2 separate regions of the Homo sapiens genome follow, and region 2 is linked to region 1. A link is an interaction called in ENCODE POLR2A ChIA-PET data of the cell type or tissue named here. Cell type or tissue: PC-9. All regions are shown on one strand. Each heading gives the region's core, and the rest is flanking DNA. Links, peaks and the distances in the headings are about the cores only.

What was found. Peaks named below come from ENCODE experiments on the same cell type or tissue, not always from the same donor. Only the 100,000 strongest peaks of a DNase experiment are listed, where the experiment ranks them.
Region 2: POLR2A ChIA-PET joins it to region 1 with 7 read pairs; 2 of 35 experiments call an interaction of 5 or more read pairs at or near these places.

Annotation. Positions count from the first base shown.
Region 1 is chr6:109,193,451-109,196,269 of GRCh38, forward strand. It overlaps the pseudogene CCDC162P. Among named protein-coding and RNA genes, the nearest start is that of CEP57L1, 99 kb to the left of the region's middle. RefSeq lists an enhancer at 469-969. In PC-9, for the core only: no CTCF peak of the experiment used is centred there; no DNase peak of the experiment used is centred there.
Region 2 is chr6:109,503,779-109,506,597 of GRCh38, forward strand. AK9 (adenylate kinase 9) reads right to left here. Exons shown (of 41, transcript NM_001145128.3): 35 at 2,549-2,769. All of the region lies in intron 3 of ZBTB24-DT (ZBTB24 divergent transcript), which reads left to right. Among named protein-coding and RNA genes, the nearest start is that of ZBTB24-DT, 22 kb to the left of the region's middle. In PC-9, for the core only: no CTCF peak of the experiment used is centred there; a DNase peak (open chromatin) is centred at 1,403; H3K4me3 peaks cover 602 bases; H3K27ac peaks cover 418 bases.

The sequences.
Region 1 (2,819 bases), core at 97-2,596:
GCTTGGGGTTGGTTGAGCTTCTTGGATTGTGGGTTTATTGTTTTCATCAGTTTTTAAAAAACTTCAACCATTATTTTTTCAAATATATTTTCTGCCTGCACTTCTCCTTCTGGGAATCCAGTTACACATTTGTTAAATACTTCATATTGTTTCATAGATCATTAAGACTACTAATTTTCTTCAGTCTTTTTCCCCCCTCAGTGCCTCATTTGACATAGTTCCTGTTGCTATGTCTTCAAATTTATCAGCCTTTTCTTATGCACTGTCTAATCTACTTTAATCCCATCCAGTCAGTATTTTATTTCAGATATTGCATTTTTCATTTCTAGAAGTTCCCATTTGATTTGTTTTGATATTTTCCATTTATTTCCTCATTATGTTCACATTTCTTTTCTTATTCTTTTTTAAATTTTTTTTGAGACGGAGTCTCATCTCACTCTGTTGCCCAGGCTGGAGTGCAGTGGCTTGATTTCAGCTCACTGCAAACTCTGCCTCTTGGGTTCAACTGATTCTTGTGCCTCAGCCTCCCAAGCTGGGATTACAGGCACACACCACAACAGCTAGCTAATTTTTGTATTTTTAGTAAAGACAGGGTTTCGCTATGTTGGCTAGGCTCGTCTCAAATTCCTGGCCTCAAGTGATCCGCCCACCTCAGCCTCCCAAAGTGCTGGGATTACAGGCATAAGCCACCCTGATCAGCCTATGTTCACATTTTCCTTTCAATCCTTGAGCATGCTGAGCATATTTACAATAGTTCTTTAAAAGGTCTTGTTGGGGCCAGGCACGGTGGCTCACGCCTGTAATCCCAGCACTTTGGGAGGCCGAGGCAGGCAGATCATGAGGTCAGGAGATCGAGACCATCGTGGCAAACACGGTGAAACCCTGTCTCTACTAAAAATACAAAAAATTAGCCGGGCATGGTGGCGGGCGCCTGTAGTCCCAGCTACTCGGGAGGCTGAGGCAGGAGAATGGCGTGAACCTGGGAGGCGGAGCTTGCAGTGAGCCAAGATCATGCCACTGCACTCCAGCCTGGGCGACAGAGCAAGACTCCGTCTCAAAAAAATAAAAATAAAAAAAAAGTTCTTGTTGGTAACTTTCTTCACCTCTGTCATTTCTGAGCCTGTTTCTCATCCCTAATTTTTCTTTTGCTTTTGGATCATGCTTTCCTCTTTTCTTTGCATGTCTAGTAATTTTTTATTGAATGCTGAAAATTGTCAATTTTTCATTATTAAGTACCAGATTTTTTGTATTATTTAGAGCTTATTGGACTTTATTCTGGTAGGCAGTTAAGTTACTTACAGATCAGCTTAATCCTTTCAAGGCTGAAGGATTGTTAGAGCAGGTTTAGAATAATCATTACTCTAGGCATAGTTTATCCTTTTACTAAAGCTTTTGATGTCTCTACTAAATGTCCCAGATATTTAGTGAAAAGCCCTCACTCTAGCTGGTTGGACTTGAACAACTCTCAGCCTCATATGAACTCGGAACTGTTCAGTTTACAATTCCCTAGTCAGTTATTCTTTGGACAGCCTCCTGGAGTTTCACCTTTTACATGCATGGCTTAGTATTCAGCAACAGACTGAAAGGGATCTTGATGCAGATTTCTAGAATCCCTTCTTTGCATGGCTTCCTTCTCTCCTGCAAACATCAGCTGACTCAATTTTCCAAATTTCAGTTTCTCTTTCTTTAACTCAGAGAGATCATCTACTCTGCTTAGGATTCCCTTTCTTGCTCCATGGCTCAGAAACTGCCTTCTGGTATGAAACTAAGGTGATTGCAGGGCCTACATGATTTGTTTCCTTCTCTCAGGGACCAGAGTCCTGCATTGCCCATTGTCCAGTGTCAGAAAACAGTTACCTTGTATATTGTGTCCAATTTTCTAGTTGTTTATGATAGAAGGGTAAGTCTGGTTCTGGTTATTCCATCACAGCCAGTATTATTTTTATTATCAGAAAGAAAATCTTTAAAAGAATTAACTGTTTTTAAGTATAAATAAAATTTCTGATCTGAGGTTAAAAGCTATAATCTTACCTGTAATGTACTCTGTATTTTTGACTCATAAGTTCAGTTTTTAATAAAAAATTTTAGGCTCAGCTTTAGATTACTTGACAGACTTTTATGTCACTGCTAAAATTGTTTGGTAACTGAGAAATTAGCTTAAATCTATTGACTTGGTAACAGATCATAAAGACTTAGAAATGTCTACTCACTTTATTTCAATTTGAATACTATCTTGAGCCAGACTTCTCTTTTTTTGTCTTTTTGAGATAGAGTTTCACTCTTGTTGCCCAGGCTGGAGTGCAATGGTGCGATCTCGGCTCACTGCAACCTCTGCTCACTGCAACCTCTGCCTCCCAGGTTCAAGCAATTCTCCAGCATCAGCCTCTCGAGTAGCTGAGATTATAGGCACCCGCCACCATGCCCAGCTAATTTTTTGTATTTTTAGTAGAGATGGGGTTTCACTATGTTGGCCAGGCTGGTCTCGAACTCCTGACCTCAGGTGATCCACCCGCCTTGGCTTCCCAAAGTGCTGGGGTTACAGGCGTGAGCTACCACGCCCGGCCGAGCCAGACTTCTTAATGTTATGGTCTTCATATAGAAAAATACATCTTTCCGGCTGGGCACAGTGGCTTACGCCTGTAATCCCAGCACTTTGGGAGGCCGAGGCAGGCGGATCACGAGGTCAGGAGATCGAGACCATCCTGGCTAACACGGTGAAACCCCGTCTCTACTAAAAATACAAAAAATTAGCTGGGCGTGGTGGCAGGCGCCTGTAGTCCCAGCTACTCAGGAGGCTGAGGCAGGAGAATGGCATGAAT
Region 2 (2,819 bases), core at 303-2,802, 310 kb after region 1:
GGACTGGAAATTGCCCTTCTGTCACAGCTTACGCAAGTTATACTCCCTCCCGGGGTGGCCTGCGGTCAATGACAGGCTGATGCGAGGGTGGAGAGGATACAAAGCCTGGACCCTCCCCCCACTTTGGGGACATTTTGAAGGTCCCTCCCAGCACCAGTGTTTCCCCAGGATCTACTGAGGGCTTCTGTTCCCACCACACTGCAGGTTAGTTTCTCCCTCTGCCCAATTTGACCATCCTGACTTGTCCACAGGTGTATCTCCTGATTAGAGTTGCTGGATAAAATAAAGGACACTGCTGGGTGCAGTGGCTCACGCCTATAAACTCAGTACTTTGGGAGGCTGATGTGAGAGGATCGCTTGTAGCCAGGAGTTTGAGACCAGCCTGGGAAACAAAGTAAGACTGCCCCCTCCAATCTCTATAAAAACATTTAAAAAATTAGCTGGGCATGGTGGCATGCATCTGTAGTCTTAGCTACTGGAGAGGCTGAGGCAGGAGGATCCTTTGAGACTAGGAGTTCAAAGCTACAGTGAGTTATGATTGTACCACTGCACCCCAGCCCGGGAAACAGAGCAAGCCCCTGTCTCAAAAAATAAAAAATAAAATTAAAGAATACCTGTTTAAGTTTGAATTTCAGATAAGCAATGAATATTAATAGTTTTTAGTATGAGTATACCCTATGCAATTATTTGGGATATACTTATACTAAAGAATTATTGTTTATCTGAAATTTAAATTTAACTGGGTGTCAGTCAGGCATGATGGCTCACACCTGTAATACTAGCACTTTGGGAGGCAGAGGAGGGTGGATCACCCGAGGTCGGGAGTTTGAGCCCAGCCTGGTCAACATGGTGAAACCCTGTCTCTACTAAAATACAAAAAATTAGCCGGGCATGGTGGCGCACACCTGTAGTCCTAGCTACTCGGGAGGCTGAGGCACAAGAATTGCTTGAACCCGGGAAGGGGAGGTTGCAGTGAGCAGAGATCACACCACTGCACTCCAGCCTGGGTGACAGAGTGAGACTCCTTCAAGAAAAAAGAACTGTGTGTCCTGTATTTTTAGTTGCTAAATCTGGCAACTCTACGCCTGAAAGTACTTTCTGATAAAACTTCTGCACGTGACTTTTCATCTTGAGTCTGTTTCTAGGGAACCCAGTCTAAGACAGGGAGGCTGAAATAGAGTAACAGAAAGATGAATGAGGCACAGCTTTCGCTTTCAAAGTCTGCTGTGGAGTGTTTCCCAGTGCGATCCCATCCAGAGCTTATTGAGATATTTCTAAAAATTCAATTCTCCCTTCCCTTGCACTTTTGTCTTCATGCCTTATGATCTTTAGGTGAAAACAGATTCCCAATTTGTAAACAAACAGGAACCAGAAATACTGGTTATGCCCACATGGTGAAGCAAATCAAGATACAGTGCTGCAGTTATTATTGGAATCCTCACTGCATTTTTCTTTGTATAGGACTCTCTTAGTCACATTGCTCCCATAAACCTCATCATACCTTCTGTGTAGTTTCTGAAGTTAAACACAATCATTAAACAGATGTCTGTGAGACCCCTACAGATCACATCTTTGTAGTCATCACTCTTTTTAGAGATATCAGATGTAGATAACTTTCCTTGTATTTTGTGTATTTTCAGAGAACAGTCAATAAACTATTTAACAAGAATATATAATCAAACATGTGCTTCTGTGAATTCCTAATATAGATTAAAAGACATTTTAATGAACAAGCTTAGTTTTTTTATGGACTCAACATTTATATCATACTATAATGGGTGTAAATAGTAAAAATAATTTTAATTCTAGATTCCTAAATAAAATTTTGCCAGGTGTCACTCTGCAATCATGGACCCGTATAACTACTGCACACATTCTGAAAAATAGCTTCTTACTATTCCAAACACTATATACCCTTTTAGTGAGAGATCATGCATTATTTTTATGTCCTAAATTCACATAGGCATTCAATAAATGATAGCTTGGGTAGCGGCAGTCATTTATTAGAACAAACATGCCCACGTCATAATCTATTTTGGCTGCTATAACCAAATGCTACAGACTGGGTAATTAATAAACAACGGAGATTTATTGCTCACAGTTTTGGAGCCTGGGAAGTCCAGAATCAAGGTACCAGCAAATCTGGTATCTGGAGAGGCACTGTTCCTCATAGATGGTGCTCTCTTGCTGTATTCTCATGTGGTAGAAGGGACAAGCAGGCTCCCTCAAGCCTCTTCTATAAGGGCACTAATCCCATTCATGAGGGCAAGCCCTCATGATGTAACTACTTCCTAAAGGCCCCACCTCTTAATACTATTACACTGGGGATTCGGTTTCAGCATATGAATTTTGGGTGATACAAATTTCAGACCATAGCATCACAATAATTGGATAATACTATTATATATAGTATTGGATAATAAGTATTGAAATACTTATTAAGTCACGCCTGACTCATGTTCAAATGGAATGAATTACAGTAACATGAGTCAGGCATGTTTACACTTGAAATTAATATTTTATTCTACCTTAAAAAGTGCTATCTTACCTGCTTTTATTCTTTCCAGGTATGTCTGCATGTATTTATTCACCATTTGAACATTCTTAATGACTTCATTCCATACCCACCATTTGCTGTGAAATCCATCAATCACATACCAGTTCTGATGCTGTTCTTGATAATATTGCCTAATCTCACCAATATTTTTGCGATACTTTACATTATTGACAGCTACAATTTGTGCACTATTGTGCAATGGATAAGGCAATCTAATAGGGAAACAGAGAAGGAATGGAAAAAGCTGTTAAAAACATATCTT